2 separate regions of the Homo sapiens genome follow, and region 1 is linked to region 2. The links are chromatin loops, found by intact Hi-C in ENCODE. Cell type or tissue: heart right ventricle. All regions are shown on one strand. Links, peaks and the distances in the headings refer to the core of each region. The heading gives the core; the rest is flanking DNA. Region 1 holds the start of LOC105376137 (a long non-coding RNA gene). Region 2 overlaps SEMA4D (semaphorin 4D).

Region 1 (13,661 bases), core at 210-8,209, 110 kb after region 2:
GCAGACATCAGACATCAGGACACTTCTCCTTTAAGACTTAATACTTTAAATGGCATTGGTTCTCTTTATGGTTTCAACTCTTTCCCTGATGTCTGAGGAAACTAGTTGGAATTACGTGAATTGCTCTTCTGTTCCTGCAGTTATCAAGAGTTTCTTCCTGGTCGGATATTCTGCCTCTTTGGCAAGTTCCTCTCTCTCCTTATGAGTTTTCCCAAGTGTCCAGTAATTCTTGGTTATCTGTTGATGTTTAAAAATAAAGACCTGGGTTGGCTGATTTGGGTGGCTGGGTTGGCCTATGCTATGGTCTGAAAATATCCCCCCAAATTCATATGTTGAAACTTTACTGCCAATGTTGTGGTATTAAGAAGTGGATCCTTTGAGAGGTGATGAAGTTGTGAAGGCTGAGCCCGCTTGGATGGGACCAGGGCCCTTCTAAAAGGGCTTGAGGGAGTGGGTTCGCCCTCTTCCATCTCTCTGCCATGTGAGGACAAGCGTTCCTCCCTTTTGCCTTTGTGAGGATGCAGCAATGAGGTGCCCTCTAGAAAGCAGAGAACAACCTTCACAGATGCCCAGCCTGCCAGCACCTTGATCTGGGACTTCCCAGCCTCCAGAACTTTGAGAAATAAATTTCTATTCTTTATACATTCCCCAGTCTCCTGTGTTTATTTTGGTGTCAGGAATGGTCCAAGACAGCCTCCCTCAGCCTTTGGGCTTGTAGGTCTGCTCGCCATAGGAAACGGCTCCTGGACCTAGGTGTATGCGGGAGTGTGGTGCAGGTTGAAGGCTGCGGGTTGGGTGAAGGTATGGAGGTGAGGGGGAGATGGCTGTTGGGCTGGGCACCAGCAAACTGTGGAATGGAGCAATTTGGTGGACTGCTATGGAGTCACCTTAGTGAAGCTTCCCCACATTGTTCAGAGTTAGCGTGGACCATGCTATTTGTAAGGCAGAAGGGAAGCACAGAAATGTTTCTTTTATGCTTGGAAGGCGGGGCCAGGTCCACTAGATGCTACTGCAGCTCACATGTCTTGGCTGGTCTGCTGGTGCACAGGCTGGGGTGGGCAGTGGCTGGGCCTGTGGCTGCTCCAGAAATAGCCAGATCCCTCCACCCCAAGCTTCTCCTTCCCCTGGGCCGGGTGCATAATTCATTCTGAGATAAGGGTGTCCCCTTCTCCCGCAGGACACATGGATCATCATCGAGGTTGGCGGCTCAGAGCTAAGGAGCACACGCTGCAAACCAGCCCACCTTGGGGATGTGACTTGTCCTCACCCTCTTTATACCCATGTCCCCTTCCTGACGCTGCCCCAGGCTTCTGAGACAGTAGCCTTCCACAGGCTTGGAACTGCGGTAGGCATCACACCTTGTGGTTCTGCATCCCTGATGGAGCTCACGCTAGCCCCCACACGCCCACTAGAGCAACTGGACCACTTAGGAAGTTTAAAAGTTTTTAAAATAGGGGTTCTTGTATTTATGTTCATGGTTTCTGTGTATTCTTCTTTAGACATAATATAGATGGCATCCTTGTGTTTATAATTAAATTCAATATACCTAATACTGTTTAATGACTGGAAGCTTTTGCCTGCCAGGTGAAAATGGAGATCTATTTGTTTACTTATAATAGTTATCACCCTCCATCATACTTTAAAAATAGGAGTCTTGGGCTCCAAGCTCATATAAATCAAGAGACTCCTGTACCTGGAGACATTCTCCCTCTGTGCCTTTGGGTGCATCTCAGCTCCTTCCTCCTCCCAGCTTGGCTCCGTCCAGGCTCAGTCCAGATCCTGGAGCCACGGGCACTGAAACAAGGTCTTCTTAAAAGTCTGGAAGAGTTTAGGAGGCTTCAAACATCCATTCATTTACAGGTTACCAGGACAATCATCTCACTGCAGACACCTAATGATGTCTAAAGACACAGTGTTCCGACTAAGTGCTTACTGTGGGCCCTACACTGGGTTCAACACCGTGTTTCAATATTGAAACTTTTTCATGGTGTGTTGAAAAGAACTGAAAATGAATACAGCAAACACCCGTCTGAAGGACAGAGATGACCAGTGCCGAGCAGCCTCCTGCAGCCCCCGCCAGCTCAGCCTCCACTCGCCCTGACAGGCTACCGCACAGAGGTGAGTGTTTCTTAGACTCTTGTGTTGCTGTCATCATTGTAATCACACATGTATGCACCTTGGGGCATTTCCCTATCTCGTTTTACAGACTTTATGAACATGGTTAATATGCCTAGCTCAAGGATTTCTTGGGAGCCCGAGGGTTACAAATTAGCACACAATCTCCTAGAAAGACAGCACAGCCTTGGAAATAGGTGTTTTCTCTATTTCAGAATTCATTTTCCACACTCTCTTATAGGAGTTTCTTTTTTCTTCCCATTCTGTGTTTAAGCCTCTTCTGACCTATAGTAAATCTCACTGTTTTGACATTGTCTTCTCTGACTGTGTATGGCTTCTTCTAATTATTGCTCATCAAATCTATTTCTTAGCATTATGTCAAAATCAGATGGTTATTTTTTCCATCTGTTGCCACAATCTGTTCAAACCATCACACTAGGTGAACCTGCAGGAAATCGTATCAGCCAAAAGAGAGACGAATGTGCTTCAGCCAGACTTAATATGGACAGGGTTTTGGTGTGGAATACGATATTTGAAATCTTCTTATATAATGTCAAGTTCAGAAAAATGGCTATTTTCTCTGGTGCCAGCAGTGGGTAACACAAAAGCAATGGTAAGGCACAAGTGGGAAACCCTCACAATATTCTTGCTCCATAATATAACAATATTTAATAAAGAAGCTCCCCAGGCCCAGCCCATTCCTCTTCAACTCAGAGGGAAAATTGAAGTCCCTATATTTCATTTCAAAGGCTCTAAGTGAATCGGAAGGAAAAAGTCCTCTTCTTGAAAGCATTTCACGTGGACAGAGTGGACTCATTCCATGCTACGCTGCTCCTGCTAAGCAGAAAGCTGTGGTTCCTTCTTCATTAAGTAAAGTGGTTTGCAAAGCTCCAGCATCGTAGCCATGTGCTAATGGTATTAGGACCGAGGGACCATTGGCAGCTCAAGGTTGGAGAGTGAAGTGGAGCCAGGAAAAAGTGGGCCTTGACAAAGCCTACTGGTATTTTTTTTATTAGGGATGCAATGGTGTCTCTATTCACTGCAGCAGATACAGAATGCAGCAAAAGATTGTGCTGGAAAAACCCAGTTAAGAGAGAAAGACAGAATCCCTCAGTCGAAATGTATTTTCCAGGAGAGATAAAGGGTGAGCCTCCGTTGTGGGGTTGCATACTGGCCCCACTCCAGGATGCCCACATATTGGGGTCAGGTTTTCATGCTGCCCGCCCCCACAACCTGACTTCAGCCCTGAGGCAGAGAGGATCCCCATGATGCTACCACATGTGGTACTGGTCCCCTTTGTCAGTGTCAACTTGAAGTAATTTATTGCTTTGCCTTTCAGAGCAGAAAATAGATTCATTGGTGGTTTGTAAAAAGCATGCTTTTTTGTGAACGTATTCATATGTTTTACACTTTTATTTTCCTTGTGCAATTATCGACTCTCACTTTCATTAAATTGTGTGAAACAGCAGCTAGCCCACGTTACAATCATGTCTCTTGGTTCTCCCTGCCCCTCCCCCTCGGATATCCAAAGGCATCTGCTGTTCCTAAAAGGCTGGATGAATGACAGACCGTGATGAAGGGCCATGGCTGCCCTATAAATGGACCACTGCTTGTGCTGCTTGTGACTAACTCTTTCTTTTTGTTTTTGTTTTTAGAGACAGGGTCTCATTCTGTCACCCAGGCTGCAGTGCAGTGGCGTGATCACAGCTCATTACAGCCTCCACCTCCTGGGCTCAAGTGATCCTCCTACCTCAGCCTCCCAAGTAGCTTGGACTACAGGCACAAGCCAGTATGCCCGGCTGATTTTTTAATTTTTTGTAATGATGACGTCTTGCTATGTTGCCCAGGCTGATCTTGAAATTCTGTGTTCAAGCGATCCATCTGCCTTGGCCTCCAAAAGCAATGGGATTATAGGTGTGAGTCACTGCACCAGGCTGGTGACTTACTCTTTCTAATATCATAATACAAAATCCTTGATCTGGAAAAACATTTCCTCTTCATCCTCAGCGCTGACTGGGGCTGAGAAACCTTGGTGGGAGGCTGCCAGGGAACCTTCTGCCCAAGTGGCTCAGCGCCAGTGGACTCATGGAGTAGCAATTGGTCTCAATGACAGAACTGGCTTTGGAGCAGCAAATTTTAGGGGCACCAGGAAGGCCTCTTCCCCACCACGGTGCTTGCCACTCCACTGTGAGAATTTCTAATTTCTTTAGGGCTCAGGTCTTCAATAGTGCTGGTACTTCTAAAAGTATCTGAGCTTGAATCTTACTACTACTGTCTTTGGATGTAGGTGGTGGCCAAATGAGAGAAGAAGGATGTTTGGGAACAGAATAGGGCTGACGGATGTTCTAGGAGCACCAGGGGCGGGGGATGGCTGGACAGAAGGAGGTGAGCATCTAGTCTCTCGGCTTGTGGCTTGCATCTCACCAGCCAGTGAGGAAGGAGCGGGAGAGATGGGGTTCTGGGTGGCCTGGCCTGGGGCTCCCACTCTTTGTCCTGGGCAGGAACAGCAGCCTACACACCTTGCAGGGCTGCTGTCTGTGGCCCCAGTGCCCTTGACACCCCAGGGGGGCTGCAGACGCATCACCATGCTAACAGACTGTGTTCAAGGTGCTGAAGGCTCACTGATGTCCATCAAGGGCCTTTAGCCTCCATGCCTGTGGTCGGGTGCCTGGGAAGGAAACCTGAAAAGGGGCAGGGGGGGTAGGGGAGGTCAGAGACTGCCTCCATGCCACCCAGGTAAGGGCGCAACACACAGCAAGCCACCTGCCACAGGCTTGGAGGAAGGAGAGATGAAGACCACTCAGCTCTGGTTCTTCGTCTCCACCCTCATCCCAGCCCTCGGGCTGCTCTCGGCTTCTCTGGACCAAATGCCCTAAGAGGCTTTGACACTTTCAGGGATGAAAGAGTGGGATGAGGAGAGGAGAGAGAGACTGTGGTGGAGAAGGCGCCTTGAGAAGGGCCAGGGAGTAAGCCCAGAGCTGACTGCGGGGGTGGGCATGGGCCCTCACCTACAACTGTCTTCCCCACAGGAACCCCAAGCACTGGAAGAAAGAAAGCCCAGTCAGTGAGGCCAAGCCTTGGTTAAGGAATCGTGCCCCTGGGGGTCCACTAGGATGCATGCTTGTTATCTGGGACATATTTTCCTTTTATTTTTTAAAATTTTTAATTTGATTTTTTTAAAAAAAGTTTTAATTTAACTTATTTCTTTCCGATTTTTATTTTAGGTTCAGGGGGCACATGCGTGAGTTTGCGATATGGGTGAATTACATGTCATGAGGGTTTGGTGTATAGATTATTTTGCCACCCAGGTAATAAGCATAGTATAGGATAGGTAGTTTTTCAGCCCTCAACCTCCTTCCACCCTCCACCCTCAAATAGGTCCCAGTGTCTATTGTTCCCTTCTTTGTGTCCATGTGTACTCAACGTTTATCTTCCATTTATTTATTTATTTATTTATTTATTTATTTATTTAGACAGGGTCTGGCTCTGTTGCCCAGGCTGAAATGCAGTGGCACAATCTCGACTCACTGTAACCTCCACCTCCCAGGTTCGAGCCATCCTCCCACTGCAGCTTCCCAAGTTACTAGAACTACAGGAACAGGCCATCCAGCCTGGTTAATTTTCATAATTTTTGTAGAGATAGCATTTTTCCATGTTGCCCAGGCTGGTCTTGAACTTCTGAGCTCAAGCCATCTGCCCACCTTGGCCTATGGAAATGCTGGTATTACAGGTGTGAGCTGATGCACCTGCCCCTGCTTATAAGTGAGAACAAGTGGTATTTGATTTTCTCTTCTTGTGTTAATTCACTTAGGATGATGGCCTCCAGTTCTATCCATGTTGCTGCAAAAGCCATGATCTCGTTGTTGTTGTTTTTTTTTAATAGCTGTGTAGCATTATGTGTATGTGCCACATTTGCTTTATCCAGTCCACCACTGATGAGTATCTGGGTCGATTCCATGTCTTTGTTATTGTGAAGAGTGCTGCAGTGAACATACAGGTGCATGTGTCTTCATGGCAGAATCATTTATGGTTCTTTGGGTAACGGAATTGCCGGGTCAAATGATACTTCTATTGTAGGTTCTTTGAGAATGCACCAGACTGCTTTCCACAGTGGCCAAACTAATCTACATTCCTAACAGCAGTGTGTAAGCCTTTCCTTTTCTCCACAACCTCACCAGTATCTGTTATTTTCTGACTTTTTAATAATAACCATTGTGACTGGTGTGAGATGGTATCTCATTGTGGTTTTTGATATGCATTTTCTTAATGATTAGTGATATTGAGCATCTTTTCATACGCTTATGGGCCACATATGTGTCTTTAAGCCTTTTTTAGCCAGGCTTTTTTTTTTTTTTTTTTTTTTTTAACAAACAAAACATGTGCGTCCCAACATCTAAAACAAGCAAAGTAGATCATCTCCATGAACAGAAGGTTGGGGGCCTGGAGGCTGTCTCTTTGTCCTGGGCAGGAACAGCAGCCTACACACCTTGCAGGGCTGCTGTCTGTGGCCCCAGTGCCCTTGACACCCCAGAGGGGCTGCAGATGCATCACTATGATAACGGACTGTGTTCAAGGTGCTGAAGGCTCACTGATGTCCATCAAGGGCCTTTAGCCTCCATGCCTGTGGTCGGGTGCCTGGGAAGGAAATGTGAAGAGGGGCAGGGAGGGTAGGGGAGGTCAGAGACTGCCTCCATGCCATCCGGGTAAGGGCGCAACACACAGCACAGGCTTGGAGGAAGGAGAGATGGCTGTATCTTGGATCCTCTGCCTCCTGGGATACCAGCCCTCGGGATAGTATCTTTTTGCCCTTGACAGCAGAAAATGCTACCTGTTCCTGACAAGCACGTAGTTGATCTTTGCATATCTGCTGCTAGACCTTTGGAAAATGAGTGTGAATCTCAGCTTGAGGAGACTTCAAGAAAGCCTGGTGACCCCTGCCAGGAGGGTGACAGGTGAGGCCCTAGCACATCTGTCCTTAGTGCGAGGCACAGCCACTCTCCCACCCCTGATTGTCTGTACATGAGGGTGGGCCTGGAGCTGGGAGATGGTACAGCCCAGCACCTGAGTGAGACCTTTCACAGAGAGATCACTTCCTTTTTGTGCTTTGTTGAGTCTTGGCAAATCTTAACCCGATTCCTTTCTGGGGAGGGGGAAGGAAGGGGTCTCCAGATTGTCAGATGCACAGAAATAACTGAAAGCCCTTGGTGTTAAATGCAGCCTTGAGTCTGGTTTTGGAAAGAATTGGCCTTCTTGGAAACTGTAGCCTCAGGGATGCAGAGAAACTAGGCCAGAACAGGAACTTGGGCAGGGAGTGAGTTTTGTTCCCTTCACCAGATCTGGGAGGGCTCAACTGTGTGTCTGCAACAGGTCAAGAAGCAAACTCTAGAAGGCCCTGCCCTCCTGGACTAAAATCTTCACTTCTCACGAGCTGATGGTTCAGTCCTCATGCAGCCGGGGCATGTCCCAGGAAAGCCCCCAGGGTGGCATGAGAAGCAAAAGGAGGTTTTCAGACTGCTTTAACCAAGAGTACCAACCAACAAAGAGTACAACCAAATGGTGCCTGTGACTTCAAAGGCCAGGTCATCAAAGGCTGACAGCTCCCTCCTGCGGGGCTTGCTGAAGCCCTCATTCTTGGAGATCTGAGCCACCAAATAAGAAGCCTGAGCCTCCTCAGCCCACCATGCCATGGGAAGCCCAGGCTGCAGCAAAAGGCTACATGGAGAGGATCCATTCAACAACCCCGGGCTACCAGCTGGCAGCCAGCATCAGTGTCCATCCAGGTGGGTGAGTCACCGGATGGCTGGCCCAGTCAAGCCTTCTGATGACTCCAGCCCCACTGATATCTGACTATCACCACATGAAACACCCTATACAGCAACTCACACAGCTTAGTCCTCCTCACATTCCTGACCCTACAATTGTGAAATGTCATATGATACAATGGTGTTGTCTTAAGCTACTAGCTTGGGGTGATTTGCAGTGCATGCATAAGGCTGTGCCCATGCTCAGAGGTGTGCGCAGGCTCAGGAAAGACCTAAGAAGGCCCAGAGCTGTCACCTCTGGCTGACCTTGAGGCCCTGTGCCAGCAGGAAGTGAAGGCCAAAGCAGAGTTGGCAATTAACTGGCTGACTGAATGTTGAAGGCATGCCAGACACACATACACAGAGCCCTGTTGCAAAGATCAGGGGACATACTGGCTTCAGGCTGCATTAGTCAGGATTTTCCAGAGAAATAGAACCAATAGGATAGATAGATAGATAGATAGATAGATAGATAGATAGATAGATAGATAGATAGATATATGATGGATTGTTTCACCCAATTATGGAAGCTAAAAAGTTCCATGATCTACTTGTCTGCAAGCTGGAGAGCCAGCCAGTGGTGTAATTCCACAGCATCATTCAGTCCAAATCCAGAGGCCTGAGAACCCAGGGAGCCAGTGCTGTCAGTCCCACTCCAATTCCATAGCTCCAAAAACTGGGAGTGCTGATGTTCGCAGGCAGGAAGAAATAGATGTCTCAGCTCATGCAGAGGGAGCAAATTTACCCTTCCTCGCTTTTTTGTTCTATCTGGACAAAAATCACCGTCAGTGGATTAGATGGTGCCCACACACATTGATGAAGGCTTGTCTTAGTCTGTTTTGTGTTGCTATACAACAGAATACCTGCAATTGAGTAATTAATAAAGAACAGACATTTACTTTCTACCGTTCTGGAGACTGGGAGGTTCAGGATCAAGGGGCCCACCTCTGGTGAGGGTTTTCCTGCTGTGTCATCCCGTGCCAGAGCACAGAATGGCAAGAGCAGGCAAGAGAGAGAATCCTTTTGTCAGGACCCCACTCCTATGATAACCAAATTAATCCATCCATGAGAACAGAGCCCTCATGGCCTAATCACCCTGTAAAAATCCCACCTGTCAACACTGGGGTGCACTGGGGCTTAAATGTCTAACATATGCTTTTTGGGGGGACACATTTAAACCACCGCAAGGTTGAACTTCTTTACTCAGTCTACTGATTCAAATGCGAATTTCTCCTGGAAACGTTCTCATAGACACACCCAGAAATAAGGTTTTACCAGCTTTTTGGGCATCCCTTAGCCTGGTCAAGTTGTTACTGAAAATTAACCATCATACAGGCATTTAAGGAAATCTCTGTCCAATTGCTAGCTGACTACTGTGCTAACTGAGGAGAAACTTCAGTGGCCACACATGACAAAGAGTGCAGGCTTCACACAACTAACTCAGAAAGGTCTCTGAACAAATAACAACAACAACAACAACAAACCCTGGGTAGTGGGGAGAATCTGATTTCCAAAGTTGTCACGTTTCATTATTTAAAATGCCAGTTTTCAGCAAAAAGTTAAGAAATATGCAAAGAGGCTGGGCGCGGTGGCTCACGCCTGTAATCTCAGCACTTTGGGAGGCTGAGGCAGGCAGATCATGAGGTCAGGAGATCGAGACCATCCTGGCTAACACGGTGAAACCCCGTCTCTACTAAAAATACAAAAAATTAGCCAGGCATGGTGGCAGGCACCTGTAGTCCCAGCTACTAGGGAGGCTGAGGCAGGAGAATGGCGTGAACCTGGGAGGTAGAGCTTGCAGTCAGCTGAGATCAGGCCACTACACTCCAGCCTGGGTGACAGGGCGAGACTCCGTCTCAAAAAAAAAAAAATATGCAAAGAAACAAGAAAGGATGACTGTTGTCAGATGCAGGGGAAAAAGCAGACAGTAGAAACTGTTCCTGGGGAAGCCCAGGTATTGGCCAAACTTACTAGACAAAGATTTTAGGTCAGCTATTTAAAATATGTTTACTGTAATCCCAGCACTTTGGGAGGCTGAGTCAGGAGGATTGCTTGAGCCTGGGAGTTCAAGAGACCCCATCTCTACAAAATACTTAAAAATGAGCCAGGCATGGTGTGTGGCGGTAGTCCCAGCTACTCAGGAGGCTGAGGCAGGCCCTGAATTTTGTGATTGCTTGCACCCAAGACTTTGAGGCTGCAGTGAGCTATGATTGCACCACAGCACTCTAGCCTGGGTGACAGAGCAAGACCCTATCTCAAAAAACAAACAAAAAAAACCCAAAAAACTATATATATATATATATATATATATGTTTAAAGAACCAAAGCAAAGTATAAAATACTGTTTCACTGAATGGAGGATATCAATGAAGAAATAGAAATTATAAAAAAGAAAATTATAGGCTGGGTGCGATGGCTCACGCCTGTAATCGCAGCACTTTGGGAGACCGAGGCAGGTGGATCACCTGAGGTCAGGAACTCGAGGCCAGCCTGACCAACCTGGTGAAATCCCATCTCTACTGAAATACAAAATTAGCTGGGTGTGGTGGTGCATGCCTGTAATCCCAGCTACTCGGGAGGCTGGTGCAGGAGAATCACTTGAACCTGGGAGGCAGAGGTTGCGGTGAGCTGTAATCATGCTGTTGCACTCCAGCCTCGGTGACAGAGCAAGACTCCATCTCAAAAAAAAAAAAAAAAAAACTTATAGAAATTCTGGATGTGTTGCTGAGGTGTCCAATATTTTGGCTGAAAGATGTTCCATGATTCTAACTACTGGAGATAAAAGGAACAACGATCTGGAAAATAACATTTTCAAGTAAAAAGTGGCTGAGACTGAGCCCAAAGTGATGCCTCAGTCTGCAGGGGGTGTGGCCCACGGGAGACAGGCGGGTGTTTCTCACCCTGGCCTGCCTCCTGCTCAGACTGAATTCAGTGTCTTATGCATGGCAGGCACTCAGTAGTCTTTGTTGAGTCGTAGGGTTGAAGGGGTCAGAGAGAGAGGAGGGGAGTGGCAGGAATCATGGAGACGTTTACAGGGTGGGAGCAGAAAAGAGTGTTTTAGACTTGGTGACTTCTCCGGTGACCTCAGTGCTGTTTCGTGGCAGTGCTTTTCAGGTGCAGGAAGTGGTTTGCCTTTGCCCCAGCTTAGGCACTTCCTCTTTGTAGAAGAGTCAGAGGCCTGCAAGAACTACTCATCCTGCACCAGGAGTAAAACCCTATGGCTTGGAAACAAAGTCTGCAGGCTTCGAGCCAGTTAACGGAGCAGCTTCAGAGGGGTAGACGTGTGTCCCATTCATGTCCAGTGTGTGGAGCACACTGATGTGTGCAGGCCCTTCCCAGGGGCTCAGCGTTTAGCAGGGCATGGACACAAATACCTCACCACAGGGCCATCTGAGAAGTGCTGTGAAACACAAGTGCAGGCCAGCAAGCTTTCACAGGATGGTCACGCAAGGAAAGGAAGAAAGTCTGCAGCCTATGGATGATGTGCAATTCTCCCCAATGTCAAAAGAAATCCAAGACCTGTGAAACTCGTAGACTCAGTGAGGAAAATTTTTGACCACCTGCAGTGACTGGAACTACTTCCCTGAACTGCTGGAGCTCTTAGCGTAGCTAGTCAATCACTCAGGCCCTGGCTGGCTCACTCCTTGTCCTGCTGCTGGCCTTGGGTCCATCCACCTGATCATCCTCACTCTAGCATGATAGCAGGTGAGGACATGGAGGTGGTCAGTGACTCAGCAGGATTCTGTTGAGTAGCTCCTGGGTAGATATTCATCAGATCATTTTTCTTTGTTATTAGATTTCAAAAAAATATATAATAAGAGATGGGGATGCCAATGGAATAATGGGATAAGGGGTTGGAATGTTGGGGTACAATTAGCTTTACTGGTCATTTATTCATGCTCTTTCTTTGTCTAATTCCAGAGATAATTGTGACTTGACTTTATTTAGAATTCCAAACACAGACCTTGCCTGAAATAGGAAGCCAGTCTAACATCTGGAATCCCCTGATTATACTCATGGAAGACACTGTCCTTTTCCTATTTAATGGAATTTCCTCATTTCCTTTCCTGCCAAAAGAATCCAATTTTGCATTAAAGTTGCAGGCAAAGAGCCCTTGATCTCAGAGAAACTAGGCGTCCTGCAGTCCCTTTGGTTTAAGCTATTTAGCTGTAGCAACCCCCTTCCCTTTGCTACCGATTGTTATGGGGTGGCACAGAACCCTATTCTGCACGTGGAGAGGTAAACAGAAGTCAGCTGAAGCCTCCAGGTCTTTTTCCCTATGGCTTCCTTCTGGTTTGGGATGCTCACGTGATGCCTGGAGCTCTCATAGCTATTTTGTAACCAGGAGGTAAGCAGTGTATGGCCCTAAAGCTCTTGTGCTGAGAGTGAAAACTGAAGGGCAGGCCATGCCTGGCTTGGAGGACATCATTGAGCAATGGCGCCAGCTCTGACTTTCCATGTCCAGGCCACTTCTGTGGCATCCGTAAGTGTCACAATTATTGAAGCCCCTCTGAGATGGGCGTTCTCATATTTGTTGCCAAAATCACTTTTATGGAAATATTTTTACAAAAATCAGCCTAAGTGATACTTTACACAGACATATTTATTCCTTTTCAACCAACCTAAGCCCATGTTTTCATTCCTTTCACTGATGATCTCATCTGTCAGCAGAGACAGGAAGGACAGCTGGAGGGTGTCACCTCCACATAGGTCCCAGACAGACAGATAGGAGGAGGTTGAAAGCGGCCCATTGGGCTCTGTGGGTTGCAGAGGGAGGTGTGCTAGAAGGAAGGATTTGGGGAAGCAGCTTATTCTGCCCTTTCCTTCTGGGCTGCATCCTGGGCTGAGGGTCTTCCCGTGTCAGCCAAGAGCAAAGGGTAGGGAGGCTTTTGGACAGTCAACATCTTGGGTCTCAGAAAGATACCTCCTCTCTGGGGACCCCCACTACTCCTCAGGCTCGCTGGGAGGGTGGGCAGCGTGGTGCTTCTAAAACATGTTTGCAAATTCTTTAATAGTCCTCTGGCCAAGAAGTGCAGCCTGTGTTCCTGTCCTTGAACCCAGATGGACCTTTGTGTGAGTTCTGAGGCTCAGATAAAAGAGGCCACACTTCTGTGTCCAATGCCCTTGGAACACTTGCTCTGGGAGCCTCCATATAAAAAGTCAGAATTCAGAGGACTCCAAGTGGAGAAACCACATGGAAAGACCAGAGAGAAAGAGACAGACAGACAGACAGAGGAGAGAGAGACAGACAGACCCAGAGAGAGAGAGACAGAGAGAGGGAGAAGAGAGAGACAGAGAGGAGGAGAGAGAAGAGAGACAGGGAAACAGAGATACACACAGAGAGAAAGGAGAGACAGAGTTGGAGAGAGAGAAGAGAGAGGGGAGAGAGAGAGAAACAGAGATAGAGACACAGAGAAAGGAAAGAGTGAGAGTAAGAGACAGAGAGATACAGAGTGAGGCAGAAAGAGACAGAAAGAGATAGAAAAAGAGAAAGACAGAGACAGACACACACAAAGAGAAAAGAGAGACACACAGAGGGAGAGAGATGTAGGAGAGAGGGAGAGAGATATAGGAGAGAGAGAGTGGGAGCTGGCTCAGCTGTCCTGTCCCCACCGCCTGGGGCTGGACCTGTGAGTGAAGAGGTCACTGAGATGGCCCTGCCCGGCCTCAGTCTCGGCTGCAGCCCCCTGAGAGAAAGCCTGGATGAGCTCCGCCTGGTCTGATGGAGACTCTGGCAGGGTCAGA
Region 2 (16,847 bases), core at 3,483-11,482:
CTCTCATTTCCTAATCTAACTTTGGATTTAGAGACAAAGACTTCAGTGCAAGTGTTTAGCATTTTGCTAAGAAAGTTTAGCATAGACTTCTTTGGGTTTTCTTTCTTCTTTTGCCTTTAACTCAGCTTGTCTTGACCACCATTGAGGAAGAATGCCCAGTGCCAGGTAGGGACATGATGGCTCAGAGGGTGATGAGGGTAACCTAGAGCTGCAGACGGGAATGAGTATTCGGCCCAGGGCTCCCTGAATGAGTACCACACTGAGGGGCCTGAGGGACCAAAGGGACGGACGTGTGCCAAGAATCCAAAAGTCCCAGTGATAGAGAAAGGAGCCAGAGAAAGTCTAGGCAGACAGGGGCAGGTCCCTGGCAAAACCCCACATGTGAGCCAAAAAGCCTAAAACCCGCAGCCCAGAGTGAGAACTTCTATCCCTGTTTGCCCGCCGTCTCCCGATTGGTTCTTTCTGAACATCTTTTTACAATCAGATGTTGCCTTTTCCGAAACTACCCACAGCCCACCCTGCCCTCATCCTGTGCCTATAAGAGCCCAGACTCAGTTGATAGAGAAGAGAAGGTGCTGGACTAGAGAGAGGTGACTTGACTTCAGAGGGATGGCTGGATTTTGGAGAAATGGCTTAACTTTGGAGAAGAGCCGGCCAGAGCTGGCCAGACTTCAGGGAAGATTATTTGCTCGTCCTGTTCCCTCTCAAGCTCCCATCTCCGCTGAGAGCCACTTCCAACACTAAACAAAATTCTCTGACTCCACCATCCTTTAAGTGTCCATGCAACCTCATTCTTCTTGGATGCCGGACAAGAGCTCAGGACCCTGAGTGTGTGTACCCAAAAAAGGCTGTCATACTGGCCCTTTGCCCTCACTGGCAGAGGACAGCTGTCCCACACAATGAGAAAAGGGGCCCACTGAGCTTATAACACACCACTGTCCATGGAGAACAGAGATAAGAGAGCACTGTAACGCACCCTCTGGGGCTGCGGGGGTCACAGGCACCCCAACCTGGGTGCCACCCTCAGGGCTCACACAAAGCCTGCTCCTGCTGGCACCCAAAACAGCTGGCCAGATCCCACACTTGCTCACTCATGTGCTCCCTCCTGCAAGAGGTTGAGCACAGCAGGCCGAATAAATGGGGCATCTCTGTCGCAAGTCCAACGAAGGGGTTGAGAAAAACTGCATGACTAGCAACTCCTCCAAGCCTAAGGCCTCTGGGTGCAAGGAGGCAGAACAAACCCTGAATTTCTGCACTATTCACCAGTGGGCTTCACTATTCACCAGTGTTCTGTAGTCAAAGTTTCAGGCCATCTGAATACATTCAATTCATATAAACTTTAAAAAAGTATTTCTCAAAGGCCAAATATGTTTGGCACCTGCTTTGAGAAACCCAATCCTGATACTCAGGAATAGAGGGATGAGCTCCAAGACGCATCACAACAAAACCAAGCCCAGCAGAATGAACAGAGCCTGGAGAAAAGGCTGGCCTGCACTGCAGGCATGCTGGCATTCAGTAGATTAAAACAACCAAGAAATACTTGAATGGGATTCTTTGTAGCTTGCAAAAGAAATTTACCTGTTTTGATTTCCCCTTTTCTGCACATTTTGCTTTTTTGTCTTCTGAGACCTTCCAATACACCTGTTGGGATAGAGTCCATATCAGTGCATATTCTTTTAAAGAGATACTAGTATAAAAATGCACAATTTTAAAAGCACATGATAGAGTTTAGAGCCTAGAGGTTTCTCCTGAGATGATCAATTCTCAGACTGCAAGGGAGGTTCAGAGAGCAGGGGAGCAGCCTGGGGCCTTCATGAACATCCTCACTGTGATCCTTATCCTGAAACCAGTGGAGTCTGGAAGACCAGCTCCAAAAGTTCCATCACTCACCATAAAACAGCAGCAAAAATCAAACTCGTGAAAGTGGAGAAAATTAAATTATTTTTCAAAAACCTAAACCATAAGTATTTTCAAACATCAAAGTGGGCTTTTTTCCATCCATTCAAAGTGACTCTACAGGCCGGGCGCAGTGGCTCACACCTGTGATCCCAGCACTTTGGGAGGCTGAGGCAGGCGGATCACCTGAGGTCAGGAGTTCCAGACCAGCCTGGCCAACATGGTGAAACTCCATCTTTACTAAAAATACAAAAATTATCTGGGAGTGGTGGCGGGCGCCTGTAATCCCAGCTACTCGAGAGGCTGAGGCAGGAGAATCTCTTGAACCCGGGAGGCGAAGGTTGCAGTAAGCCGAGATCGCACCACTGCACTCCAGCCTCGTGTGCCTGGGCAACAGAGTAAGACTCCGTCTCAAAAAAAAAAAAAAAAAAAAAAAAAAGTGACTCTACAGTCCAGTTTAAAAAAAAAAGCCACAATATTCACTGTATCAGTAGAAAGGGAGATTTACGATTCCTTAAACTTGCATGTTGGCAGCAGGAGGAAGTGATGAACTAACACCACCAGCTCAGCTCAGGCACCATCTTAGTAAGATCCATGTTCCTACCACCTCTTCTTTCAAACCAGGGACAATTCGTGATCAGAAACTTCCAGGGGGTGGGGGCCTTAGCCCCTTGCCCTCCAAAGCCCCCACAGAATAGAAAGCAACATAAGACAAAAGGGAAGGTTTCTATATCTATCTCTGCCTCACCTTCCCCAAAATGCCCCCTCTCTCTGTGATGTTCCATAACTGATGCAAAAGAAACCAGTAACAATGTATTTTTCTCCACCAAAAGGCTTGTAGCAGGTGTCAGGACTCAGAGGTTAGGAAGCACACAGGGCTTCTAGGAGGGAGAGTATGAGGAGAGGAACCCCACTTTAGGTTTCTAACTAACTCTGTGAGTTCCTGAACAGCACCCAGGCTGCAGACACAGTACTAAGGGAGTGTCATTTCATAGAAATGGAAGTCCTGATAGGGGCACACAAAAGCGGAACAGAGTCTCATTTAAAATAGCCACTTCCTTCAGCATTTAAAGTACAGATGATTTCGTCAACTCGCATGAAATGCATAAGGACAAGGGAACGTACACTTCAACAGACTCTTGATCACGTTTGCAGGGATTTTCACTGATGCTTGGCGGGGGTCTCTTTATTTTTTTCTTTTAAGTATAAGAGGTCCCCAAGCCTCTCCCCAACCCCGAGGGACCACCATGGTGTCATTAACAGAGCAATGTCTGGCTCTCACTGAACACCTGTGGGGCCAGCACAAACACACTGTCCACAATTCCCCCAAGACCGAGTGTGAGCCTGTGTGGTCAGGAAGGCGCTCAGAGGAAGAGAATTTAACAGACACGCGAAGAGTAAGAGCTGAGTGAGGTGAGACCACCACATCTTTCTGCTCAGAGTGCCTCACAGTGCTGAATACTTTGTTTTTGTTTTTTTGAGACAGGGTCTCGCTCTGTTGCCCAGGCTGGACTGCAGTGGCATGATCTCAGCTCACTGCAGCCTCGACCTCCTGGGCTCAAGTGATCCTCCCACTTCAGACTTCCAAGCACCTCAGACTCCCAAGACCTGAGCCACCACACCTGGCTATTTTTTGCAGTTTTTGTAGAGAAAGGGTTTCGCCATGTTGCCCAGGCTGGTCTCAAACTCTTGAGCTCAAGTAATCCGCCTACCTCGACCTCCCACAGTGTTAGGATAACATGCGTGAGCCACAGCACCCAGCCAAATACTTGTTTTCAGAGCATAATGCTCAGAGCTCATTTATGTGTCAAACAGAAATTGAGAAATAAGCTAGACCCTGGAGATGAAAACAAAAAGAGATCTGGGCAGAAAATGTCCAGCGTGAACCTGGAACAGATTCCAGAGAGCAAGAAAACTAACCCCACACCGCGAGGTCTCAGGAGCCAACCCAAACAGGCTGCTGTTGACCATGGATGCGACGATTTGAGCATGAGGTAGGTGTTTCACTGTGATGGGTCAAAGAAGAGCAAATATCTTTAAATCTATGACTTCATTGTGACACTAAAAATCAATCAAAAAACTCACTCTTGCCCTTCAGAGGGGAAACTGACTCATTAACTCATTATTCTGAAAACTGGTAAATAAAGGCAAAGATTCCAAGCATCGATTCTGCATTTCCCAAAGGAAATGGGACCTCTACGGACCAAAATAGCTGGTGATGGGCACTTCCCCTTTTATACGATTTCCAGCTAACAAGTAGAGAAGGAGAGGTAGAATCAGAACATTGCGTTTTGCAATCTTTGATGAGAAGAGCATCTAGACTTCGCTGGTCAAAGGCCACCGAGACTGAGGAGGAGGAACACCTGCCTCCATGGAGAAGCCCGCCTCACAGCCCTGAGAGGGATGAGCCTGGATCTGACACCCAGCTGGGGATGTGAAGACAGAGGTGCATGCTAAAGACACCATGAGTGGGGCTGGGTGTGGTGGCACATACTTACAGTCCCAGCTACTCAGGAGGCTGAGGCAAGAGGATCACTTGAGCCCAGGAGTTTGAGGCTGCAGTGAGCTACAATCAAATTTTAAATTCGGTTTGATTTTTTAAAATGTTTAAAGACACCGAGGAATCAGGAGCAATGTGAAGAGTGGGACATGGGATGGGCTGTGCAGAGTAGCTTTCTCAGGAAGGAAACCGAGGCTGGCTCCTAGAAGCGGAGACTGAATGGACAGGGTGACCAGCTGCAATGGATTGGGACAGCGTGGTTGCAACCTGATTCAAACTAAACGTTTGAACCAACTAAACAAGCATCATCCACAAGAGTCGGTGAAATATGAACACTGGCTGAATGTATGATGATATAAATTTTGGAGAAGCTATTTTTGATTATTTGCACGACAAGGGGCCCTTTCCAGTAAGAGATACCCAGATGAAGAATGTGGTGTCGGGATCTGCCTCAATGCCCCAGGAGGTGGAGGGTACTGTAGGCAAGACTGAACACCCGGCCTTGCATAAGCTGCAGTGGGCACAGGGCTCATGGCATAGCTGTCTCTGCTCATAGGTATGTTTGAGATTTTTTCATAATAAAAAGTTCAAAAAAAAAAAAAGCAAAGAGGGTGGTCCCCGGGTGAACTGCTGGTGGACACCCAAAGATGGGGCTGCATGGTCACAGCTACAGAATGGAGGCTCCAGGTAAGTCAGCCCCCAGCCCCACAGTGGGGCCAGGAGAGGCTGCCCACTCAAGCTGGGCTATGTGGACATGCAGGGGAGCCCAGGACGTACCTCATGCTGCTTCTCGGAGATGTTGAGTGCGTTCACAGCGAAGACCGCCTCCCGGGCACCTATGTACAAGGTGTCCTTGTCCTCGCTCAGCAGCAAGGCTGAGTAGTTGTAGATGTCTGGCTCATGAAACTGCACCAGGTGCACCTCTGTGGGATGCAAGGGCAGGGTCAGAGTGGGAGGAAGAAAAGAGCGATGGAAGCATTTTTAAACCTGAGCACATCCTAGGTCCCTGTCTCAGTGACAATGAGCACGTCTGGGTGCAGTCATGTCTCGAGGGCCATGTGTTGCTGCAACAGGCACTGCTACAGTGGAGGTGGCCTCAGTCAACGCCAGACCCACAGTGTAGCCATCAGGTGTGCTCATGGGAACCACTCACAGCCCTAGAGCTCAAGCCCGGAGCCAGTGTGCTCACTTTGAAGCTGTGAGTCGGACATCCCTTCCTGCTCCCTCAGATCCCAGAATCCCAAACCCTGCTCTGCCAGATGCTTCCTGTGATGGCTCCCACCCTCTGCCCACCCAACTCTGGTCTACATGCCTTGTCATCCACAGATTAGGTGTACAGGAATACAATGACTTAGGATTTTCTTATTCAGGAAAAGAATGTTTTACTTCAAAATCTTCACAAAATTTCTTTTGGAGAATATATCCATCAACGAATGCAATTCTCAGTGATCACCACCACAAACTTATAGACAGAGAAACAAGTGACGTCTCTTTGCTTATTAGGTTACTGTATCAATAGCTACTTAGGAAAATGAAGATTTGAGCAATAGCTGCTTAAGAATAATATAAATGTATCAGCATTATTTTTTTTAGGACCTGTTTCTTCAACTGTCCTGACAACAATTTGAGCATTTTGACCTTGGCTTTTTACATATTACCAAGAGTCTGCTTTATTTAAGAGTCAGGTGGGCCAGGTGTGGTGGCGGGCGCCTGTAACCCCAGCACTTTGGGAGGCCAAGGTGGGACGACTGCTTGTGTCCAGGAGATTGAGGCTGCAGTAAGCTATGATTGTCCCACTGCACTCTAGCCTGGGCAACAGAGCCAGACCCTGACTTCGAGAAAAAACAAAGAGAGTCAGGTGTTCATACTTTCTGTTCTAATTTTCCCATGTGGAAGAGAGATGCACACAGGCAGCAGGTCCTCTCTCTCAGCACAACAATGGCCTATATTGCTGACAGCTCTCAGCCACCTGCAAGCAACACCTTGCTCAGGACCCAGGGTGTAAGCTCTCAATCCACTGAGTCAGAAACCCGGGTCCCCAGACACATCCTCCAAGAGAAGAAATAACTAAAAAAAAACTAAACAGCAGGAAAGGAAAGTAGCTGGCATGAGGCTCAGCTGCACGTAGGACGAGCATTCTTATGATGCCTCACTGTTCTTCTCAGGCGCCTGGAGCAGACGCTCAGTGGGGCGGGTGCTTTGGCAGCACGCCGCGAACATTACTAGGTACGAGGGAGGGAAGCTTCCTGTCAGGGGTCCCCAGATTCAGAAACCAAATCAGGAGGTCTGCACGAGCCTTGCTGAGTATCTACAGTTGTCACAGCCTCTCCCTTAGATCAGCTGAGTAGGCCTGTCTGCTCAGACAAAAGTTCTCAGAGCAGAGAATCCAACAGATCACATGCCAGCATCCTCAGCCACCTGCCTGAGCATCCCAGGAAGTGGAGTTCCTGTCCCGTCCCCAGCCACCCGCCTCAGCATCCCAGGAAGTGGAGTCCCCATCCCGTCCCCAGCCACCCGCCTCAGCATCCCAGGAAGTGGAGTCCCCATCCCGACCTCAGCCACTCACCTCAGCATCCCAGGAAGTGGGGTCCCCATCCCGTCCCCAGCCACCCACCGCAGCATCCCAGGAAGTGGGGTCCCTGTCCCATTCTCAGCCACCCACCTCAGCATCCCAGGAAGTGGGGTCCCTGTCCCGTTCTCAGCCACTCACCTCAGCATCCCAGGAAGTGGGGTCCCCATCCCATCCTCAGCCACCCGCCTCAGCATCCCAGGAAGTGGAGTCCCCATCCCATCCCCAGTCACCCGCCTCAGCATCCCAGGAATTGGGGTCCCCATCCCATCGCCAGCCACCCACCTCAGCATCCCAGGAAGTGGGGTCCCCGTCCCGTCCTCAGCCACTCACCTCAGCATCCCAGGAAGTGGGGTCCCCATCCCATCCTCAGCCACCCGCCTCAGCATCCCAGGAAGTGGAGTCCCCATCCTGTCCCCAGCCACCCGCCTCAGCATTCCAGGAAGTGGGGTCCCCATCCCATCCCCAGCCACCCGCCTCAGCATCCCAGGAAGTGGGGTCCCCATCCCGTCCTCAGCCACTCACCTCAGCATCTCAGGAAGTGGAGTCCCTGTCCCGTTCCCAGCCACCCGCCTCAGCATTCCAGGAAGTGGGGTCCCTGTCCCGTCCCCAGCCACCCACCTCAGCATCCCAGGCAGTGAGGTCCCCATCCCAGGCCATCAGCACCCCTGCAGGTTTCGTCACTCACCTCTGTGCTCCCAGGTGATCCGGGGTATGGGTGCAAATGCCATCGCTGTCCCAAACATCACTGCAAGGGCCATGAGCAGCCCCCTAATGGGGGTGCACATCCTCATCAGGTAGAGGCGACCCCAGGGGCTTCAGCAGCAAAGGCTCACGGCAGCAGGTGGCCGGGCAGGTGTGCTATTGCAGATGCGGCTCAGCGCCCCAGGACCAGGGCCAGCAGCACAGCCTGGAGCTCGTGAACAGCGCGGTCCCTGAGAATCCACATTTCCCAGTTCTCCAGGTGAGGAGGGGTCGCTCTCACCACCGCAATGTCAAAGCCCACTTGATACTTCTTCAGGGCCTCAGAAGAAATGCTGGAAGGACATGAGAAAGAAAAGGCAGGACCCATGGTGAGTGATGACCTGCTTCTCACTGCTCTGTAGCCCCTCTGCTTGCCCTGGATCCTCACCCGGGTCCATCTGCTGAGGAATACGGAAGGCAGCGGGGGACAAAGAGAGTCTTAGAAGTGGACAGCCCAACGGACACAGGAAAGCGAAGCCAGGGTCTTCAGGAGTCAGTGCTTCCCGCTCCTCCAGCTACCAGCCCAGAACACAGGACAGACACATGGAGAGGACCTGGTGTGGGGCACCCGGCAGACACACATGGCCGGCTGGCTGCCCAGCTTCCTTCCTGTGTGGCTGCTGTGTCCAGCTGGTAATGAGATGAAAATGAAGGAAGAGAACTCGGGTTTCAGTTTCCCTTAGAGACTCTGCCTTTGTAACGCTCAGCGAGGAAACGGCCAGAAAAACCAGAGGCTGCAGAGAGAGCTAAGATGTACATGTGAGTGCACACACATGCACACACACAACATATGCGCACACATATGTACACACACACATGCACGGATGTACACCTGTAGAAACACACGCACGTGAGGCCTCACCACGCAGGAGTGTCTGACCTCCTGCCCCAAATGGGACCCTGCTAGCTCTTCCAGTCTCACTTAAAGAAGTCTGTGCACCATAGAAATGGTGGTAACTCACTCTGATTTGCCCAGTAAGAAACAGCCCTTAGTAAAAGAACAGGCTTAATGCTGCTTAGTGAAATTGTGGGGCTGGTGGTGGGAGAGGCATGCACAGGCCTCCTGGCCCCATCTCTCATGTCCCCAACATTCTCTGATGACTGCATGGCTACTGTCCTGGTGTACCTTTGCTGGGCCCCACAGCGTAACCCGCCACAGGACTGGCCCAAGGGCGTCTAGCACCTTGATCTGGGGCCAGCTGCACCCCTGGGTTCACTCTATGAGAATGTCCTGAGCTGGGCACCCAGTGATTGGGCACTTTCACATTACACTTCTGTAAACAGTTCACTCAAAACAGCAACCTGGGATCCCTGAGTCCCTTGCTCCCCCTTCTATCCAGGAGTCCTGTGAGGGTCATGGAACAACCACACCCCTGAGCTCCAGACTCTAGAACCCCACTCCTCCCTACCACCTCCACATGCCGCCTTCCACACCCAGCCAGACACAGCCGAAACAGAACCTCACTCTGCTTCCAGCCAATTCCTACAGTCCATGTCCCCACCTAAAAAAAAGCACCAGCAGTCAGGGGCCGACCCCATCTACCTCTAACCCCACCCCCACCCCCAATCCATAGATGGTGCTGCTGCTCAGCCTCAAACACATCTGGGGCTTGTCTCCTCCTGTCCATCTCCACCACCATCACTCATCTGAGCAATGCTCACCTCTCATCCTGGCCTCTTGCTTCCATGGTAGAGATCACTGGCTTCCTGCCCCAGCATCCATGTTCCTGCACCCTCGCTAACAAAATTCCGAGGTTACTTGGGTTGGCAGTGTGCCCAGCTCACTATATCTCCCAGCTTCTCTGGTGAGAGTTCTGGCCAAAAAAACTGTATGTGGAATTTATTAGATGGCAATTCCAGGAAAGCTCTTTAAAGGAGGCTGATTCAGCTAGCAATTCCCTCAGTCCTTCTCTTCCTGCTGCTGCCTGGAACTAGAATGTGATGGCTGGAGCTCTGGCAGCCATGCTGTCAACATGAAGATAAAAGTCTCATTCTAAGAATGGCCAAGTGAAACCCACAAGAGCCTATGAGACCCTAGGCTATGAGTCTATGCAGACTTGCTAATAAAATTATTAAAATCTTTAAATTACTTGCTTGCAGATTTTTGTTACCAACAAATACCATTCCAAACTGACACAACCTCCCTCCAGTCCACTGCCACAAAGTAGCAGTGGCCAAAGTCATGCTCTTATCATAAATCCAGATCATATCCTTTCCCCATGTGAAATGTTTCAACACCTTCTCATCACTCAGAATAAGGCCCACATTTTCATCATGGCCAGCAAGGCCATGGACAACCCTACTCTACCTCCATCCAACTGCTCCTCATCCACACTCCCTCCACTGCACTGTCCTGGCTACACCTGAACACACAGGGCTCGGCCCCTCTGCATGGCTGTGTAACGGCTGTCTCTCCTGCCTGTCAACACCACTTAGAACATTTCCAGATGTGTCTGTTCTGAAGTTGCCGGTCTAAATCCCACTGCACAGTCTCATTCATCTGAGAGGCTTTTCCTCTGTATAACTGATTGGTAATTAGGAGTGGCTCCCAAAAGCTGCTCCACTTTGAGCTCCCAAACCAGTAATGGTTTCTACATAGGCTCCCAATGAAGAAGACTCAATAAATTATAGGTTCAGATCTTCTGAATTCCAGGCACATTTGCAGCTCCTTGCCATAATGGTGTCACTTTTTGTTTGCAAAACAGAAGTTGACCTACTTGGCCTACAAAGTTGTGAGAATTATCTGCTAAATCATATTACTATATAACTAATCAATTAGCATCTGATAATAATAATGTTTATTGCTCTGACAAATACGAATGGAGCTCCTGCTAAGCCTGGAACAAACAAGTCCTGGCCCCACAGAACCCACGCCCTGGAGTGGGGCTGCGTGGAAGCAACCAGCCCAGGGCCTGGCACCCACAAACATCCCATGCCCCTCCAGGGTCCTGCTGCCCTTGCTCTTCTCAGTCCTCATTGCATGCAATGACAGACATAAGAAAGGATGGTAACAGTGGTGACAAGCTATCCACAGTCCCTCAAGAGAAAAGCTCCCATTAAAAACCAGCTACCCCTCCTTTTGGAGCAATGATCCCCTGGCATTTTAAGGATGCGTCCTTTCTCCCGTTCCATGTGACAAACATCATACAGCCAGTGAGAGCCAGAAGTGACAACGTGGCCAGGCTGCCCCATCCCTTAAAGCAGAAGAGGACTGCACACTCGCATTGTGAGAGACTTCACACTGGCTCCCGCGCCACTAGAGGAGGAGGAGGAGGCAGGCCTGCGGCAGGCAGGGCCTTGGAAAGGGTTCTTGTCATGCATGCAGCAAGGACACCAGTGGCCTGGTCCATGTGCTGCAGTCCCAGCCCAGTGAAACCCAATGAACTGACATTGGCTCCTCCAAGCCACACCCAGACCCAGGTCCCAGCCAGTGCCAAGCTGTGCACAGCAAGGATAAAGCAGAAACAACCTCTCTCGTGGCATGTCCCCCAGCTGGGCAAAGGTCCATACACACAAAAGAAACAGCAATGAGCTGCCATGGGATGGGAGAAGGCGCTCTGAAGACGGATGCGGAGCCTGCAGAGGTAAGGCGTGCCAACCACACAGGAAGCCAGCCGTGGAGACAGCCCAGGGGCAGGCGAGTGGGTATACAAACCGCTACATCCAGACAGGGGAACGTTACTCAGCATTAAAAATAAATAAGCCATTAGGCCATGAAAAGACACAGAGGAACTTTAAAAGCTTATCATTAAAGAGAAAGAAGCCAATCTGTAGAAGTACATACTGCATGATCCCAACTATAGGACATTCTGGGAAAGGCAAAACCATGAAGACAGTAAAAAGATCAGTGGTTCCCAGGGGCTGGGGAGAGAGAGGGTTTTTAGGGCAGGGAAACTAGGCTGGCAGGGATACTACCACGGTGGACACATGTCAGTATGCATTTGTCCGAGCCTACAGAATGTACAACACCAACTGGCAATCCTAATGTCCAGATACAGATGTCGGGTGATAAGGTACCTATGTGGGTTCACCGACTGTAGCAAAGGCACCACTCTGTGGGGGGATTCTGAAAATGAGGGGGCTGTGCATGTGTGGGGAAGGAGCATATGGGAAATCTCTGTACCACCTTCTCAATTTTTCTATGAACCTAAAGTTGATCTAAAAAATAAAGTCTATTAAAATCAGTAACAACAAGGAACAGGCCTAGGAGTTCCTTGCCAGTCACAAAAGCAGCCTCTGTGAGGGTTCATGGCCTGGACACATTAAGGAAGTAAGTGCCCACACCGGAGGGCTAGGAGCAGAGACGCAAGACCCACAAGGCCCAGTTCATTTCGGGTCAAATACCAAAGATGCTGGATCACTGTTGGAGAGATATGGTTTACATGGGATCTAATTCCTATCTAGATCCCCCAACTGCAATCAGTCCTCTGCGTATCCCAATAAGCATGCTGGGGTCAGGCCAGGCTAAGAGTCCAGAGCCAGGAGATGGGAGAACACAGAGATTTATTTCAACTCTCTCTGGAAACCCAATGAAATGACTCTAAAAGGATATGAACTTTAAGGATAAAAATGGAGGAGGGAGGTGACTTTGGAATCTATTAATAGGTGAGCAGTAACCAACGGTGTGCTGGCAAGCTGTAACAACTGGCTCTCCACGGGGTGGGCAGTGGGGGTGGGCGGTGGGGTAAGGTGGGGGGTGCCCAGCTTGCAGCACACGCTGATTTCTGTGGTGTAAATGCTGCTTTCGAGCTCCCAGAATGATGCCGCTGAACTGGGGAGAGGTGCACAGCAGCACCCAGCACATGGCACTGCCATCTCAGATACAAGAGGCGAGTAACTGCAACCACACAGATAACAGTAGAATGCACACGATACTAGAAAGGAATGAGTTCTGAGTATTTTACCTTTTTAAATATAATTTGTTTCATTTTAAGTCCACATATTTAATTTTTAACAGTGGCTGTGTTTACCACCAACCCTGTCACACACCACCAGAGCTGACTGATTTGAATTTCAGACCAGAGTTGAGCCAGGGCCTGGAAGAAGTCACAAAGAAACACAACCTGGAAAATGGAAGCAAGCTTAAAAGTAAAATGTGGTGAAAGAAATGAAAGGCTGGAAAGTAAACTAAAGAGGTTTCCTAGAAGTTACACACGTAGCAGAGATGAAAAAAAGGGGAACAGACAACTGGACGATCCATTCAGGAGTCCCACATGAACTGGCAGGAGCTCCGGGAAAAAAAATGAGGAATTATTAAAGCAGTAATAAAAAGAAAATAACTAGAACAGAAGGACCTGAGCTTTCGGAATAACAGCGCCCAGGAGCACAGTGAATGAAAGGAACCCGCCCACACCAGACACATCATCCTGAAAGGAGGGTTACATGAGGCTTCCAGAAAGAAACAGGCCACAAAGAAATTACCTCTGAGTGCCCCACTGGAGGCAGCAAAGCAACGCCTTTGAATCCCAGGGAAGATGACTTCATACCTAGAATTCCCCATCTAGTCAAATTATCAATCAGTATGAGTGCAGTACAGAACACTGCTTCAAACCTACAAGTTCTCAAATGTTTTACCTCCCTCAGCTTCTTTCTCAGAAAGCTACTGCAGGATTTGCTCCACCAAAACAAGGGAGCTGCTTCCCAGGTCTTCTTTCTTAGGAAGCGAGTGGAGGAGAGGCAGAGAGAGCGGGGAGCTGGGGAGCAGGCAGAGGCTCCAATGGGGCGGGGCAGGAGAAGGCACAGTGGATTACTGATTGCATCTGTGGCTTTGTTCTCAGAAATGCATTTTAAGGCTCTGGCAAAGAGTCTGAAGATGAATTAGAACAGATACACAGATTAGAAAATGAAGTTATTAACCCCAGGGAAGCAAGAGTGACCCATGAATGGAAATGTAACCAGAGTGTACTTATCACTGCCCAGTTGCATAGCCCCCATTACAAAAATTACAACTAACTCCACTGGAGGTCTGGGGGAAGAAAGAGAGGGAAAGGGAGGGGACAAGAGTCAGAGAACACAATCCTGTCTTCCATCATAACACAACATCTAAGATGGGAAAGTCAGGAAATGTAGGCATATCTAATTTGAAGGAAAATACCAAAATAGTGAAAATAGTTGAAACTCAGTGTCTCAGGGCAGCAGGGAAGGGACAAAGGGACAAGACAAGCAAGTGCTGCTTCCTCTCTCAAGTTAAAGAAGAACTACTTCACTTTAAAATTACCTGCATTAATTACTCTCATAAAATGAATTAACCTTAAAAAGACATCCATGTTCTGGTTCCTCACAGCCTGGGGAAAGCAGCCCAGTGGATCCAGAAGCAGAAGACATGACCCCCTGAAGGGAGGCTCCCAAGGACGGGAAGAGTGAGCTGACTCTGTGCAGAGCCTGGGTCCCTAGGGCAGCCAGATCTGGGGGCTCAAACACGCTGTAAAAATAGGATTGTTCACCGCAAAGCCGAAGTGCTGGGCAGTGGCACAGGATTTAATGCAGAATGCCAGCACCTAATGTGGCCAGCCTCTTCCACTCCACTCCTGCCCCCTCCCTCCGATGCACCCCACCCGTCTCAGGCTGCCTTGCAGCCTTGGCACTTGCTGCTCCCTCTTCCAGACTGTTCTACCCCCAGGAGCTGCTGGTGGCTGGCTCCATCCCACAGTCACCCTTTGCCTCCCCTGACCCCCACACTCCATCCCCCTCTGTGGTATTGTTTTCATAGCACTTGGCCTAAGGACCTAAAAACGCCTCCCTGACTTAGTTGAGGTAGAACAGGAGAAACACAAACATCCCAGTGAGAAGACTAGGGCCAGACCCGGAGAGGACAAAGGTAAGGAGCCAAGAGTAGAAAGTTCCACAAAACAAAATCGCCAGTGAAGAGAGATTGAAAACAAATCTTGTAATAGTATCCACGACCAAACCCAGGGATGGCAAAGCCATCCCCAAACGAATGTGGCTGAGAGAAGGTATTTCCAGGAGTGTCAGCAGGTGCCCAGGTGGAAGCCAGCAGGTTCTCCTGTGTGGCTTTAAATGGTTACGAAGGACTGTCAGGACTGGTGCTGTTTATGCGGTTACTCAAACTGGTTATGTTGAAAAGAAACCTTTTTCTTAATTGCTTTTACCTTGGACCAATCCAGACACTGCCATGTAGAGCTCAGCAGGGCACGGGCACCCCCACCTGGCTTCCAGGCCCTGCCCTGAGAACAATGATTGACCACCAGGCTTCCTGGCACGGATTTATATCCAGGTCTGCAGTGTATTGATCTCATCAGCAGACACCAGATTCTCGATGGCATAAATCAGGCCCTGCTGCTCTTCTCAAATGGCCTTTAAAACAGTCCACATGAGTAGCCAAAGGTCAGGACAGACCCCATGCCACATACTGCTCCTCCCAGGGAGGGGGAGGGGGCTGCACATTTTCTTTGTGACACTGGAGGGTTTTTTTTTCCTTTTTCAACAAGAATGCATTGTTTCATATAATTTTAAAGTTGCTTTAAGCAAAGCACACACCACAACTCACACAGATCTGCCGGCCCTGCGAGTTCTTTCAGAACAGTGGCTCCATAATCATTGATGGGTGTTACATTAAGGACCTCACTCTAAATAGTTAAATTAAAACAAAAGGAGAAAAAGGCCATTTTGCTGGCTTTCTTCGCCATTTCTGAGAAGCAAAGGTATCCCGCTGGGAGCTGAGCTGTATGCATGTGCATTTTGCCCTGACAGTGTGAAATTGCTGCCCTTTGCATTCAGAAAGAATGACTTGACACAGGAGCCCATTAGAAAGACAGGGTTGTGAAATGTCACTCTCATTACTTACACGTAATTGGGGCTGTTCATGAGGGTGCACGAGCCCACTTTAAATGTCAGCAGAATGGAACTCCAAGGGGGCTCTGAGCCCCACACTCTTTTGCCTGTCAGTACTTGTCAGAAGGCAGCTCTCCCACCCCCAGGGGTCTTCAAATCAAGGCAGGAGATCACAGCAGAGAAAATGGGAGTACCCAGCAACCACTGTGCATACATGTCTGCGTGTATGTATATATATATGTGGACACATGTACATCTGTGTGTATGCATCTGTGTATGTGCACGCATGTGCATCTGTATTTCTGTATGTGTGCACATGAACCCGCATAGATATGTGCACCTATCCATGTTTGTACATTTGTACACATCTGTACAGGTGTGTTGTGTACATGTGTATGTCTGCATGTCTGCACATGCATGTGTATGTCTGTGTGCATACATATGTACACCTGTGTGAGTGCATGTGCATCTGCTTGGATCTCTGCATGTGTATACATATGTGTATGCATGGGCATCTGTGTATGTGTGTGTATAATGTATGTGTGCACCTGTGCATGTCTGCCTGTGTACATATATCCATACATATGTATCTGTGTATGCATATACATGTATGTGTGCACAGCTATATGTGCACATACGTGCATGCATCTGTGTGCGCATCTGTGTATGTGTACGCAGACATGTATGTGCGCATCTGTGTGTGCATGTGTGTATATGTGCATCTGTGCATGTGTCACTCTGTTGCAGAACATACATTCTGATCTAGTGTTGCATCTTAGATGTGAATAGTGACTGCTGGCAAGTGTCCTGTAAGGCAGGAACCATGAACCAAAATGCCATCTGGGGACTGTCCAGTCACCCGTGTCTCGGCTCCTTCCTGGGATCAGCTGTCTGGCAGCTAGGGTAGATTACAGAGGGGACACCAGTCACTACCACATGGAAGGTGTCAGTGCTTCTGCCAGCAACAGGATGCAACACTGGCATTAAAATGCCCTGGCTGGCATCCCAGGGAAACTGAAAGGGGATCTCTGGTGACAGCTGTGGACTGGCCAATCTAACATAGGCAGTCATTACCTGGACCCCTGACCTCACTGCATGCAAACTACTGCCTGGGGGAGCGTGTTCTGGCTTATTTCTTATCTCAGGGGTTTGCCCAGATGGGGCAGGTAAAGCTTAGAGTCTCTCCAGGCCCTACAACCAGGACAGTGGAGGACACGCACTCACCACATCTTCCCTCCCAGCTGGAAGCAGGCAGCCAGGTGCTGGGAAACAGAAGACACCACAGCCCTCACCAACCATGCCCTGCCAGTACCTGGCCACCTAGTATCCCCACCCTGGGATGTCCTC

Evidence for each region. Peaks named below come from ENCODE experiments on the same cell type or tissue, not always from the same donor. Only the 100,000 strongest peaks of a DNase experiment are listed, where the experiment ranks them.
Region 1: a loop joins it to region 2, with 1.9 times the contacts of the local background. A loop is called at or near these places in 3 of 110 quality-filtered maps.

What each region holds. Positions count from the first base shown.
Region 1 is chr9:89,511,515-89,525,175 of GRCh38, forward strand. It overlaps LOC105376137 (a long non-coding RNA gene), which reads left to right and starts at 12,583. Exons shown (of 3, transcript XR_930102.3): 1 at 12,583-13,661. RefSeq lists enhancers at 11,287-11,366, 11,507-11,616. In heart right ventricle, for the core only: no CTCF peak of the experiment used is centred there; no DNase peak of the experiment used is centred there.
Region 2 is chr9:89,397,698-89,414,544 of GRCh38, forward strand. It overlaps SEMA4D (semaphorin 4D), which reads right to left. Exons shown (of 16, transcript NM_001371194.2): 3 at 7,654-8,002; 4 at 5,174-5,319; 5 at 1,579-1,641. The coding sequence starts at 7,759. Among named protein-coding and RNA genes, the nearest start is that of SECISBP2, 88 kb to the left of the region's middle. RefSeq lists enhancers at 7,705-8,526, 8,126-8,295, 8,527-9,347, 8,836-8,885, 8,896-8,995 and 5 more. In heart right ventricle, for the core only: no CTCF peak of the experiment used is centred there; DNase peaks (open chromatin) are centred at 8,294 and 11,179; H3K4me3 peaks cover 510 bases; H3K27ac peaks cover 901 bases.